Regions from separate parts of the Homo sapiens genome. Here region 1 is linked to region 2. Evidence: chromatin contacts called from ENCODE Hi-C or POLR2A ChIA-PET data. All regions are on one chromosome and are shown on one strand. The core of a region is the stretch at or near the end of the contact, and the rest is flanking DNA. Distances in the headings are between cores, read along the strand shown. Region 1 overlaps CIDEA (cell death inducing DFFA like effector a). Region 2 holds the start of PRELID3A (PRELI domain containing 3A).

Region 1 (7,588 bases), core at 536-3,035, 130 kb before region 2:
CATAGAGGGCCCTGGGGGTCATGGGAAGCGAGCACGCAGCAGGCGTGCCCAGGAGCGTGTGCATGTGTCAGAGCCATTTGGTCCATCATCTCCTGCAATAAACCCATCGCAAGAATGACCTTCAAGATGTGTGACACTTCCTGTGTCTCCTTTATCTCTCAGAAGAGCAAAAAGCAAACAAAACAAAACAAAACTATCAGAACAGCAAAAAAAAAAAAAAACTTTATATAGAAGCAAAACTCATCCAGGAATATTCTGCTAACAGATATAATCTCTCATAAGTCTTTATTAGTGCCACAAAAATAACAAGCTGCAAAATGTTATTGTATGTTTTTTTCAAACATGGATTTTTAACAGGCTCAAAGGGGCCCTCACACTGAAGGACTCAAATTGTGGAGGTCTTCAAGGACTTTTTTACTTTTTCACTTGTGAAAGTGAAAGGACTTTACTTTTTCAGCCTCTTTTTTCTTTTTCTTCTTTTTTTTTTTTTTTTTTTTTTGAGACAGGGTCTAGCTCTGTCACCCAAGCTGGAGTACAGCGGCCTGATCTCGGCTCACTGCTGCCTCGACCTCCCTGGGCTCAAGCCATCCTCCCACCTCAGCCTCCTGAGTAGCTGAGATTACAAGTGCACACCACCACCCCTAGTTTTTTTTATTTTTGTAGAGATGGGGTCTTGCTATGTTGCTCAGACTGGTCTCAAACTCCTAGACTCAAGCAATCCTCCTACCTGGGCCTCCCAAAGTTCTGAGATTACAGACGTGAGCCACCACACCCGGCCCAGCCTTTTTCTTAAAAACCAAAAAACAACTGCTGCACCCTCAGCTGCAGATTCTGCCTGCAGCCAGGTGGGGCACCGCGTTGCCAAGGTGGAGCTGTGCCTCATGCTGGCTCAGCTGCGAGGAACCTCCTGTCCGTGGCTGGGATCTCTAGCTGCAGGCACAGCTGGACGAAGGCAATCAGACAACATTGTAAGAATCTGTCTCCCACTCTCTTGGATCTGATTCCCTGCAGGGAGGGGGGACCCCCTCAAGTGGAAGCAAGTGCAGACCTCAGGCCCTGCAGCAGGAAGCTCTGGGCTACACCTTGTCCCCCCATTGGATGTCCTGGGTTACACCTCATGCTGCAGACACAGCAGCTGGTGGCTCTGCCAGGCTGGGCCACACACTGAGTCCTGGAGCCACCCCAAAGAGAAATAGGGTGCTGTTCCTAGAATCAGGGGGAACAGATGCTAGAAGAAAAATATTTCCTGATTAAGAAATGATGCCTTGGAGGCCTTTTCCTTCCCTAGCCACCAACTCTGGCCACAGAAAGACACCACAGTGTGTCCCGGAACCCTAGAGGAAGAAAAACTCTCCCCTCCCCTACCCCCTTCCCGGGGCTCCCAGCTGCTGCTCAGCCGTTCCCGGCAGGGATGGTCCTCCCTTCACAGACAGTTTGCAGTCCCCTTTGAGAGGCCCCGTGACCGGCGCTGAGTCCTGGGCTCTCACTGTGTCTGAGCCAGTTCTTGGAGAAGCTGGGCCAGGCCCCACAGCAGGACAGACAAAAGGAAAGGAGGTGGCGTTCCTCAAAGCACAGGCTCTTCTTTCACACTGCGAAAAAAACAGGCACTTTCAGTATTATCCCTTCTTGCCTTCCAGAATGAGCTGCGCTGCTGGTAGAGCGAGGGTTACAAAGAGTGTTCAGGCACAGGCCGTCTGCTGTGACTTCAAAACATTTCCTATATAAGGAGCTCCTGACCGCCCTGCCCACCTCGGGCCAGCAGGAGAGGAGGTGAGGAGGAGGGCTGTAGCCAGGCGTGTGGCCGGCCTGGCCGAGGGGCGCTCACTCCTGCCTCTCACTGACTCTGGGCTTGCGTCACTTCCCAAGGATTCCACCGGCCTGGGCAGTGACTGCCTGGCTTCCAAAAAAGGAATTTTCACTCCAGTGCCTGATCCTGTTGACTCAGCCCCTGCCCTCACTCGCTGAGAGGCCCTAGGCCTACGTCCAGATGGTGGGGAAACTGTGGGGGCCCAACCTGTTCGAAGGGAGGAATTGGGGAAGGGACGGGCTGGCCTTCTCCCCATGGGAAAGGGGAGGACATTCAGAAGGACCTCTTGGCATTTGGGAGCTTCTGAAGGAGCTGCGGCCACCGCCGCCCTGTCTCCTGTGCCCATGATTCACGGAGTGGCCCGGGACAGAGCAGCCTCTTCGCAGAACCCTCAGGGAGGCTCCAGGCCTCAGGGAGGAGGCAGCAAAGGTTGGTTTTGCTATTGTCAAAGTCTTCAGTGGGCCCTTGGCCAGGAGACTGGTGGAATTGAAACCCACTCCCTTAGGGGAAGGGTCCCAGCAGGCGTGGCTGTCTTGTCTCTGGTTCGGATTAGGTGACAGGCACTCCAAATGTGACACTTTCTCGTTCTCATCTTAGTTTCTCTATCATCTGCATTTAGCCCGCTAGCTCAGACCAGGATGTGCCCCATGCAGGTGAGGGTGGGTGGGGAGAGCCAAGGCACTCCAGCGGGCTCAGGGCCTGGACCCTGTGAGGCCTGGATGCCGCCTCCACCTAAGCCTTCAGCTGAACCCCCAGGGTGGCGTGTGTGTCCCTTCAGGGGCTGAGTGTTCGTCTGTGTGTCTTTGATGGGGCCAAGCAGAAGAGCTCGAATTGGAAATTATTCACTTCTAGAATCACAATTCAGAAAAAAAGAAATGGTTCCCATGAGCCCAGGTTTCATGCTCCTGCAGTCACTACATGGACCTGGACGTCACTCCTATGACCTCTTTTTCAGGCGCACAAACACAGGTAGCTGCCATGAGCATCCCACGCGCATGCGTCCTGGTGTGTTTCTGCCACATGATCCGTAGGCTAGATTCAAGGAGCACTTTCTGCCAGCAGCAGGGAACAGAGTGCAGGCCTGGGATGAACTGAGGACATCAGAATGAAATGCTCTAAGAGCCATGATCTCATGGCCAGAGACAGACTCTGGCTAAAATCACCTGTAGTGACCAGACTTCACAGCCCAAACCACTGTCTTCATCCATAAAATCAGGATCCAATCGACTTGGTCCAGGAACTCCATTCCCAGACAGATTTTCTTGGCCCAGATTTTAAAAATGTAAACACGGTCCCTCTTCCAGCCAGCACTTTTCAGCTGGCCAGCCACAGCTTGCCCTTCTCCTGCACCCCAAGGAAACTGTCACCACCCGCCAGGTCAGGAGCCCAGCTCAAAGCCATGGCGTAGGCCTCTTCAGGACTAGGATTCTAAAACGGGGGTCCATTTCCCCAAAGGGAAGTTCTCCTTTCTCCTCATGTGATGAGGTGGGGGCGGCTCATCAAGCCACATGTGGGGGTGGGCCTCCACCCAGGATGGCACTGTCCCCACACAGGGTCTCCTGGCTCCCACTCCCTCCTGTGTTATAAATTGTAGGGAAAGAAAACTGTGGCCAGCACCTTTCTCTACCATCACCTCCACGGGGACAGCTATTCCTTGCTAGAATTACCAGGCCCCCTCCAGCAGCAGAGGCCATGGGGCTACCTGCCTGCCCTCCAGCTCTGACAGCCAGCTCTCAAGTCCCAGTGGGCCAGGAGGAGAGCTCTGTCTTCCCCAAGATTTTATTGTATTGTGGCAAAATCAACATAACTTTTTTTTTTTCTTTTGAGATGGAGTTTCGCTCTTATTGCCTAGGCTGGAGTACAATGGTGTGGTCTCGACTCACTGCAAACTCCGCCTCCTGGGTTCAAGCGATTCTCCTGCCTCAGCCTCCTGAATAGCTGGGATTACAGGTGCGTGCCACCACACCCAGGTAATTTTTGTATTTTTGGGGTTTCACCACATTGGCCAGGCTAGTCTTGAACTCCTGACCTCAGGTGATGCACCCACCTTGGCCTCCCAAAGTGCTGGGATTACAGGTGTGAGCCACCATGCCTGGCCAACATAACATTTTTTTAAATGTATCTTCCACCTCAGCCTCCCAAGTAGTTGACACTATAGGTGCACACCACCACACCCAGCTCATCATCTTTTTTTTTTTTTTTTAGATTTTTTTTTTGTTGTTAGCAACAGGATCTTACTATGTTGCCCAGGCTGCTCTCCAACTCCTGGGTGCAAGTGATCCTCTCACCTCAGCCTCCCAGAGGACTGGGATTATGGGCATGAGCTATTGCTTTTAAAATCTGATGATCAGTGCAGTGCCTTTTATTCTGAGCCTCCACTCCACTGAGTGGTCTCCCCCACTTCATGCCCCAGGGGCTCATGTGCCAAGGCAGTGGGGGACACACTCCGACTATGGGGAGTTGTGTCCCACCCAGGCCTCCCCTGAGATGCCCACTGGCTATGACTGTCGGAGGCCAGTCTGTGAAGGTCACTGCGGCAACTCCCCCAGCCCACCTGCAAGAAGGCTTCAGGCCACCACTGCTGGGAGCCAGGTTCTCCCTGCCACTCCAAGGCCAGGCCAGGGTACCAGGACCCCTGTGATATTGTGATATAATAAAAAATACGTTTTTGGCCTCTGCCCCCATTCCTGACATAGATCTCCTAAAATCTGTAATCTCCTGAGTGATTGGAATGGCTGACAGAATTCCTAAATCCTTTGGAATTTCCTGGGTTATGGGGGCATCTTTTCTTTTTTTTTTCAAGACAGCATCTTGCTCTGTCACCCAGGCTGGAGTGTAGTGGTGTGATCACAGCTCACTGCAGCTTCCTGGGCTCAAGTGATCCTCCCACCTCAGTCTCCTAGGTAGCTGGGACTACAGCTGCACACCACCATGCCTGGCTAATCATTTTTATTTTTTGTAGAGATGAGGTCTCCTTATGTTGTCCAGGCTGATCTCAAATTCTTGGGCTCAAGCGATCCACTTGCTTTGGCCTCCAGAAGGGCTGGGATGACAGGCATGAGCCCCCGCGCCTGGCCAGGAGCATCATTTTAGGAGACTCTTGGTGGGCTCCTGCATGGCCTCAGGATAGGGGCTGGTTGCCAGGGAACCAGCCCTGTGATTAAAGGGTCAGGACTTTCAGCCACATCCCCCAACCTCTGGGGAAGGGAGAGGAGCTGAAGTTTGAATCAATCACCAGTGGCCAATGAGGTAATCAATTGTGCCTATGTAATGAAGGCTCCAGAAAAATCCCCAAGCTACAGGGCTCAAAGAGCTTCCAGAGAGTGAACACGTACAGGCTCTGAGATCGTGGTGTCCAGGGAGACCACGGAAGCTCCATGCCCTGCCCCACATGCCTTCCCCATGAGTGTCTTCATCTGTGTCCTTTGTAATATCCTTCATAATAAAAGGCTAAACATACAGAAAGGATTTCCCTGAGTTCTGTGAGCTACCCTAGCAAATTAACCACCCCCAAGCCGGGGATCAGGGGAACTGAGATTTGTCACAGCTTGGGGCTTGCAATGGGCGTGAAAAGTGAGGGCAGCCTTGAGGACTGAGCTCTCAGCCCGTGGTGTTTGATGCTGTCTCCAAGAGGACTGTGTCAGAGTTGAATTGAATGAGAGGACACTCAGCTGGTGTCTGCTGGAGAACGGGTTGTCTGTGGAGAGAAATCCCCACGCATTTCGGTGCCCTAAGGTGAAATACTCTGTATTGAGAGTGAAAGCAGAGAGAAAAAGCAGTGTTTTTTCCACAGCCCCCCACGCACCCAGCCATTGTGATGTTACTGCTCGTGATGGTGACTTTACGTGTCCACTTGGCCAGGCCACGGCACCCAGTTTCTGGTGAAACACCAATCCCGATGTTGCTGTGAAAGATATTTTTGAAGATGAGACTAACATTTAAAGCTGTGGACTTTACGTAAAGCACATGCCCTCCAGGTTGCCCATTAGGGAGTGGCCTCATCCAGTCCATTGAAGGCCTTCAGAGAAAAAACTGACATCCCCTTAGAGAAAGAATTCTGCCCGCAGACAGCCCTGCGGGTGGCGCTGCGACATCAGCTCTTCCGGGGCTCCAGCCTGCAGCCTCCCTGCAGATTTCAGACTTCCCAGCCCGCACAGTCACACAACTGTACACACAGCTCATGGGAATGACATGTGGGAAGACAACTAAGGCAGGATCACTTTCAAGCCATATACCAACACCTGCCTCATTGGTATGTGGTTAGACCTCAAACTTACAAAGGCTGGGCACAGTGACTCACACCTGTAATCCCAGTACTTTGGGAGGCTGAGGCAGGAGGATCACTTGAGCCCAGGAGGTTGAGGCTGCAGTAAGTTATGACTGCACCACTGTACTCCAGCCTGGGTGACAGAGTAAGACTCTATCTCTTTTTTTTTTTTAAAAAAAAAAAAAAGAAAGAAAACCATGCAATCTGCAGAGTCCTAATGAGGAAAAAGGAGTCAGGTTGGTGGCACCAGGTGAAAACAAAGAGATAAAGCAGATGAGCAATGGGTCTGGCTTCCTCCATGGTCCAGGACAGATAAACAAAGAGAGGAAACAGACATGCTGTGGGTCTGTTTTTCTTTATGGTCCAGGACATGTGGCCCTCCTGAGCAGATAACGTACAGAGCTCACAAGCTTCCTGCTTATCAACAAACACCTTAATTTATCAAACACCTAGGCTGATAGAAAAATGGAAGTTAGTTATCAGTCAGCTCAAGTTCCATTCTATAAACTCCCCAGCCAGCCTTGGTCTCCTGGCAGGCAGCTCCTCTTCTGCTGATTCTGCCCACTGCAACCTTGCAACACATTTTCCTACTTTCTCTAATAAATCTGCCTTTCTTTACCTACAACTGTCTTGGTAAATTCTTTTACCCCTGCGCCACCGGCCCAGTGAGTCTCCGCTACCTGCCACACAAACACAATAAAAACCTGAAAGGTTTGACTCACTCCTATACCTAACAGAAGAATTAACAGTAATGCTTTGACTTATTCCTTTACCTAATTCACCAGGATTTACTCCAAATGATATTTTACTTTAGGAAAAAAATCATCTCTCTCCTCAAAGGATAAAATGTGCCAGGGTTGGGAGCTGAGTCTCAGATGTTATGAAGGTGCACAGAAACCCTTCTCCCCAAGATCCCCGTGCTGTTCACCATCCTTGGCTTGAACACTGAGATATGGCAGCCCTTGCAACAGGAGCTCGTTCAACTTGTGCAGTTTTGTCTGTCTTAGGGTGTGTTTTATTTTTTTAAGGTAAAGTCTTGCTTTGTTGCCCAGGTTGGAGTGCAGTGGCATGATCAGAGCTCACTGCAGTCTTGACCTCCCAGGCTCAACAGATTCTCCCACCTCAGCCTCCCAAGTAGCTGGGACTACAGGTCCACCATGGCCAGCTAACTCTGGGGAGGTTTCAGACAAATATCTGGGTCCCTAAAACTTCTACCCACAGGTTATAGTTCTGTCCTCTTGAGTTATTTTTTTTTAATCCCTCCTGTCCAGCTTCCCTACCGCAGGGCAGTGCCTTTGTGCTTGATCCAGCATTTCCCCAAAAGGACCCCACCCCACTTCCTCCACAAGCCAACATGTAGAGTCCTCTCAAGTCCACAAACTGGGCTCTCCAATGCTCTGCCCTGAACCTGCCCCAATCCTGCAGGGTGTATTTCTTTCATTAGCTTCTTTTATTTCCCTGCAGTCTCTGTCAGTGTGAAGCAGAAATGTTAAATGACAATACAATCTTTCAAC
Region 2 (7,005 bases), core at 56-2,555:
CTGGAGAAGAGTACCCTCTTCTTAGAACAAGCATCTCACTTCCGTGCACTTCAACTTCGTTTGTGGCAGTGCAGGGTACTTTGCAAAGCTAAAAAGTAGTTTATGCGAAAGGGAGACTCTTTTTCCTTAGAGGATTTGCCAAGTTGTAATCACAAATTCTTTTTGAGATACACGTACATTTTTTTAAAGCTAAATAAGATTTCCCCCCAGTTTTATAACTCAAGAATGTATTTTCTCAAGGACTTGGGAGTCATCTCTTTGAAATGTCATCCCCGTCTCCCAGTTTTGTGGGAGGGTAGGAGCCCAGCTACCAGAGAGCACCTGGCTTCAAATTGTAAACCTACCTCCTGTCATAAAGGTATGAAAATTCATTTTTCCTTTGGATAAAGGCAATTAGCAAACGCAAATGGCCACTGCATTTACCAATGGCCACTCCATCATCAGGCGAATTTAGGATGAACTCTGCGACAAATGGTGTAGTGGAGTCCCCTCCCCGGAGGGCTGTCTCGTTTACCTCGGGAGCATGCGTGGGGTAGGTTGCATCCTCCCGGCTGTTTGATACAGGCTGAGATTTCTGTCTTTGCAGCCTATTTGGCGGATTGCTTGTGATGCACATCACATGCTGGTTTTGTTTTGTTTTGTTTTGTTTTGTTTTGTTTTGTTTGAGACGGAGTCTCGCTCTGTTGCCCAGGCTGGAGTGCAGTGGCGGGATCTCGGCTCACTGCAAGCTCCGCCTCCCGGGTTCACGCCATTCTCCTGCCTCAGCCTCCCGAGCAGCTGGTACTACAGGCGCCCGCCACCACGCCCGGCTAATTTTTTGTATTTTTAGTAGAGACGGGGTTTCACCGTGTTAGCCAGGATGGTCTTGATCTCCTGACCTCGTGATCCGCCCGCCTCGGCCTCCCAAAGTGCTGGGATTACAGGCGTGAGCCACCGCGCCCGGCCTCACATGCTGGTTTAATGTTTGTTCAAGACCCAAACTGCAGTGGAGTTTTGAGGGTTGGCAGGTTTGTTTTTCATCACACGTCCCCGACAGTACAAACCGGCGTAGCTGGACAGGGCCTTGGGAGAATTTGGACAGTGGGAGTAAGGACGAGCGTCGCCTCCTACGCCCGCGGCATCTGCAGCAAGCGCGCATCGCGCACCCCAGGGTAGCAGCGCAGGTCTGGGGCTGCGCCACAGCCGCGCCCGCAGAGCTATTTTTAGCCGCTGCAGCCAGCCTAGCCACCAGACGGGGTGGGCGGCATCCAAGGGCGCCCCGCCCATCGAGGCCCCGCCCACGCCGCGCCCGGAGCCGCGCGGCCCGAAGCACCCGGCCCGGATCGCAGAGCCCGCGCCCTGCGCCGGCGGCAATGAAGATCTGGAGCTCGGAGCACGTGTTTGGGTGAGGCCGGGCTGAGGGCCGCGGTGGGGCCGTCCAGACGCCGGCTCCTGCTCCCGAGCCCGGCTGGAGCGGTCCAGGAAAGGCCGGACCTCACAGCGGGCCTCGCGGAGATCCCCGCCCCGCGCCGGCCGTTCCCAGACCGCAACTTCGGCGTCCCGGAGAGGGCACGCGCGCTTCCCCGGGACCGCGGTCTGGGCGAGGCTCTGCGCCGGGTACGGCCTCTCCCCCGGCGTGCGCAGGGGCCTGGCTGCAGGCACAGAGGCCCCGCTGGTGGTCGACAGCCAGGGCGGGGGCAGCCGGAGCGGGGGCGGCCGGGGCGGGGGCGGCCGGAGCCGGGGGGGCGGCCGGGGGCCTGGCGCTCGCTGCTCTCCTTGGGGTCGGGAGCAGGGCAGGGGAGAGGCCTGCAAGCTGGCGCCTTTGCTGAGATTGTCATAAACCTTCCGCGCGTTTCACGGAGGGCCCACGGCGGGCTGTGAGCTCTGGAGGAAGCTAAAGGGGCAGAAGGCATTTCGGGGGCCCTGGCTCTGAACTCACTTGTAGGCATGGAAGGCCTCCAAGCTAGCGTGGAAAACCTCGAACTGTTTAAAAATGCTCCCCCGGCACACGGATGGAAGTGGAGGTCATTATCTTAAGTGAAGCCAGGCCCAGAAAGACAAGTATCGCATGTTCCCACTCCTAAGTGGGTGCTTAAGAATGTGTTCACATGGATGTGGAGAGTGGAACGTCAGATGATGGAGACTCTGAAGGGTGAGGGGGTGGGTGCAGGGAGGATAATGAGAATTGCTTAATGGGTGCAAGACACCTTCCCGGGTAATGCATACCCTAGAAGTCCTGACTTGACCACTACGAAATTTATGCATGTAACGAAATTGCACATATACTCCATAGAATTGTGCAAATAAAAAGAAGAAAAAAGTGCCCTCCTAACCTAAGTGGTATCTTTTCCTTAAGTCAGTGATCTGTGACACACTGAAATTATTCTTTAATGTTTATTTACAGCAACAAAGATTTTTTAATTATCTGACCTCACTTAAGCATTAAATATTTTATTTTGGGGGGAAAAAAAGTACTGCGTGGAAGGAAATTGTCATCCTTTGACTCTTTTTATTTATTTTTTTCGAGACAGAGTCTCATTCTGTCACCCAGGCTGGGTTTTTTTTTTTTTTTTTTTTTTTTTGAGACATAGGCTCGCTGGGTCACCCAGGTTGGAGTGCAATGGCGCGATCTTGGCTCACTGTAACCTCCCCCTCCTGGGTTCAAGTGATTCTCGTGCCTCAGCCTCCTGAGTAGCTGGGACTACAGGTGTGGGCCATCACGCCCGGCTAATTTTTGTATTTTTAGTAGAAACAGGGTTTCGCCATGTTGGCCAGGCTGGTCTCGAGCTCCTGACCTCAGGTGATCCACCCGCCTCGGCCTCCCAAAGTGCTGGGATTATAGGTGTGAGCCACCGTGACTGGCCTGACTTTAAACATGTAAAATTATAATAAAAATATATCAAGTGGTTTCAAAACCTCTGAAATTATTTTTCATGAAGTCTTTAGACTTGATGGGATCTAATTTTTTGTATGGCTTGCAGTGTTTCTCAAGTGGGTTTCCATCAGCAACAAGGATGGGGGCATCACTGAGCCGTCTGGATGCTGTGGACAGTTAAGTCATTGCATACCAGGAGTGCCAGGTGGTTGGGGCTCAGTTTTCTCATGGAATGGCCGAGGTCTGCCCTAGAGGTTTGTGAAATGTCTGTGGACAAGCACAAATGAATAGCTAGCTGTGAAAAATCACAGTTGATGCTTTTGAAAATTGTTGCAGCTGCTAACTCCCATTTATTTTTTTTAAGCTTTACCGAAGGATACTTTACATACCATAAAATTATACACATTTTAAGTGTATAATTCATTAAGTTTTGCTAAGTATGACCATCACACACACAGTCCAGTCTTAGAACACTTCTGTCCTCCTGCAGAGGTGCCCCATGCTCATTAGCTTCACATTTTACCCCATTTTCACCCCTGCCCCAGGCAACCAGGAATCTTTTCTGTTTCTATGAATTTGCCTTGTTGGGACATTGCATGTAAATGTCATCCTGCAATATGGGGTGTTTTGTGTCTGTCTGCTTTCACTTAGCATGATTTTCTTGAGGCTCACCATGTGGTAGAGTGTCAGTATTTCATTTCTCCCATCATTCATTTTGTATTCCTGGCACCCCGCCGGGGCCCGGCGCCTAGCAGGTGCTCGGAAGGGGTGAGGAATCTTACATGGAGATCAGATGTCCTTCCAGGACAGGGGCAGCTATCCACCAAAGGAATCCCGGTCATCCCTGGAGCTGCTGTGGACTAGGTGCTGATTCTCTGCCATAGACTTTTGAACTTGAAAGCAAAGGGCCGTAATGAAGCCTGACAAATGTGGAATGTGGCTGGCCGAGGATGCTGTCATTGGCCTGTGGCTGGACGGGTTATGAATGATGTGGTACCATGAGGTGGTACCATGAGGTGTCATAGCATCCAAATGACAGTACAAATTGGAAGTCTGGCTTCCTGGCTGGACTTACTGTGTAGTTTTCCCCTTGTTTCGTCCATTGAAACCCCTGATTTTTTTCCTTTGAGGATTATAGACCTTTCTTTTTCTTTCTATACTTAAAAAAAGTTTGTTGTACTGTTAGGTGAACATTTGATTGGAAATAATACATTTACTTTTTTTTTTCCTTTTTTTTGAGGCAGAATCTTGCTCTATCACCCAGGCTGGAGTGCAGTGGCACGATCTTGGCTCACCACAACCTCTGCCTCTCCGGTTCAAGCAATTCTTGTGCTTCAGCCTCCCGAGTAGCTGGGACCACAGGCGTGTGCCACCACGCCTGGTGAATTTTTTTGTATTTTTAGTAGAGACAGAGTTTCACCATGTTGGCCAGGCTGGTCTCAAACTCCTGACCTCAAGTGATCCACCCACCTCGGCCTCCTGAAGTGCTGGGATTACAGTACTTTTGAAATGAAGAAATAATTAGGCACAAACAGTTTGATCTTATCAAGTTTTCTTCCTGTGTCCACATTGAGAAGAAACTCCGCCCCTGAGATCATCATAGCAGACAGCAGTGTAAACACTCAGACAAAAACAGAGAGCCCGGGGAAAGGCCACTGAATTAACGTGTGTGTTACCTAGACAGGGGTGAAAGTAGTTTAAATAAAATTAAAAGTATATGGCCAAAATATAGAAAGGGGCATTTAAAAATGCGGGCGTTTCACAAGGTCAGGAGATTGAGACCATCCTGGCTAACACAATGAAACCCTGTCTCTACTAAAAAATAAAAAAAAAAAAAAATTAGCTGGGCGTGGTGGCGGGTGCCTGTAGTCCCAGCTACTCGGGAGGCTGAGGCAGGAGAATGGCATGAACCCGGGAGGCAGAACTTGCAGTGAGCCGAGATCGCGCCACTGCACTCCAGCCTGGGCGACAGAGCGAGACTCCGTCTCAAAAAAAAAAAAAAAAAAAAGGACAGGGTTTAAAATGTCTTCTTCCCAGCATTGAGGTTTCAGGCAGACCTATGACAAAATCATCAATAACAAAGCCCATCACAAATAGATTTCCTGCAGGGTTCAAGGCTGCACACACCTTTGATTCTGACAGCTGCCAGGAATGTCTGGCCATGCCCTTCTCAGGGCAGGACGGGCTTTGGGGCATGGGGAGTCATGCCTAAAGCAGGCTTGCCTTACAGCTAGGAGCAGGGAAGAGAAATTGAACATTACAGATGAGTTGAAGCCTGCTCTTCCCCTCCCCACTGGTGTTCCACTGTGTCTCCCTCCCTGCAGGCAGCCGTGAGGATCAGTTTGGTGGGCATCCTTCTGAGGGGGTCTATATTCCAGAGGTTCACTTTACCGCATCTGTGTATACGCATGTGTCATATTGTCTTCTTTTCTTTCTTTTTTTTTTTTTTTTGAGACGGAGTCTCGCTCTGTCGCCCAGGCTGGAGTGCAGGGGCGCAGTCTCGGCTCACTGCAAGCTCCGCCTCCCGGGTTCACGCCATTCTCCTGCCTCAGCCTCCAGAGTAGCTGGAACCACAGGCGCCCGCCACCACGCCTGACTACTTTTTTGTATTTTTAGTTTAGCCAGGATGGTCTCCATCTCCTGACCTCGTGATCCGCCCGCCTTGGCCTCCCAAAGTGCTGGGATTACAGGCATGAGCCACGGCGCCCGGCCTTTTTTTTTTTTTTTCCAGGTGGAGTCTCACTCTGTTACCCAGGCTGGAGGGCAGTGGCGGGATCTCAGTTCACTGCAACCTCTGCCTCCCAGGTTCAAGCAGTTCTCCTGCCTCAGCCTCCTGAGTAGCTGGGATTACAAGCACCTGCTACCACGCCCAGCTAATTTTTGTATTTTTAGTAGAGACGGGGTTTCGCCATGTTGGCCAGGCTGGTCTCCAACTGCTGACCTCAAGTTATCAGCCCACCTGGGCCTCCCAAAGTGCTGGGTTTACAGGCGTGAGCCACTGCGCCTAGCCCTATTGTTTTTCGAAAATCCATCCATATGAGATGTCTATAGATGTCTACATAAATATATGTAGATATAGATAGATATTAATAGCTGTATGAATGTGCCACCATTTATTCTTTTTCTTATTGAAGGGCATTAAGTTTTCCTCTTATTACAAATCGAACTGCAGTGACCAGCCCTGTGTCTATTTCCCACTCAATCAAGGGCCCACTTAGGCCAATGGATTTCAAGCTCTTCAGCCTCAGGACCTCTTGATTTAGCAAAACCCTAAACAGTTTTGCTTATGTGGGTTATGTCTGTCAATATTTACCATATTAGAAATTAAAAATGATAAATTGAAAAAGTTAATTCATTAAATTTAACAATAATAAACCTGTTATAATGTTTCTGAATAAAAAACTGTATTTTCCAAAAATTAGTGAAAGGAGTGGTGCTGTTTCTGTTTTTACTAATATCTACAATATCTGGCTTAATAGGAGATAACTTGATTCTCATATCTGCTTCTGCAGTCTGTGTTTGGCAATATATAGTTTTGGTTGAAGTGTATGGATAAACCCCAGCCTCACACAAACATGCAGCTGGAAAAGGTGGGAGCATCTTAGTAGTCTTTTTAAGTAATTATGGCTATTCTTTCCTGTTATGACAAAAGAAACGGTAGCTTCTTAACACTTAGTTGGAATACAAAACCTGAAACTATAATGAATAGAGTATTGAACTCTGAGGCCTAGCGGGGGTAATCGGTTGAGCTCAGGAGTTTGAGACCAGCCTGGGCAACATAGTAGAATATGTCTCTACAAAAAATAAATACAAAAATTAGCCAGGTGTGGTGGCTTGTGCCTGTAGTCCTAGCTGTTCAGGAGGCTGAGGCAGGAGGATTGCTTGACCCCAGGAGCTTGAGGCTACAGTGACAGAGCCATACCATCTCTTAAAACAGCCACCACAACAACAAACCCATTGGCCTGTCCTGTGTATGAATGAGTCTTTAACCCAAGTATGACTTGGAAGCATTTGGAATATAGGCCTCCACTGAGCGTGCAGCATGAGGCAGTCATCCAGCTCCTGGTAGCAGATACAAGTTTTCTGAAATTTCAATTATCACTTTATTTATTTATTTTTTTTCCAAGACAGAGTCTCACTCTGTCGCCCAG

What was found. Hi-C counts contacts between places; a loop is a spot of excess contacts on that map. ChIA-PET counts read pairs that join two places held with the same protein, here RNA polymerase II (POLR2A). Pooled maps may share reads with other maps.
Region 1: a pooled map shows a loop between it and region 2 (4-fold over the local background). The contact joins the enhancer-like site here to the promoter of PRELID3A in region 2. A Hi-C loop is called at or near these places in 4 of 50 pooled maps. POLR2A ChIA-PET finds 5 or more read pairs at or near these places in 4 of 52 experiments (HCT116, T-cell and WTC11).

What each region holds. Positions count from the first base shown.
Region 1 is chr18:12,277,471-12,285,058 of GRCh38, forward strand. It overlaps CIDEA (cell death inducing DFFA like effector a), which reads left to right. Exons shown (of 5, transcript NM_001279.4): 5 at 1-125. Among named protein-coding and RNA genes, the nearest start is that of CIDEA, 27 kb to the left of the region's middle. RefSeq lists an enhancer at 227-4,181. Within about 2 kb of position 1,786, at least 28 of the 41 ENCODE cell types and tissues checked have a DNase peak (open chromatin) inside an H3K27ac peak, as active enhancers do.
Region 2 is chr18:12,406,624-12,413,628 of GRCh38, forward strand. It overlaps PRELID3A (PRELI domain containing 3A), which reads left to right and starts at 1,306. Exons shown (of 7, transcript NM_001142405.2): 1 at 1,306-1,384. The coding sequence starts at 1,353. RefSeq lists enhancers at 705-1,366, 1,367-2,026, 1,884-2,133 and a silencer at 1,104-1,683.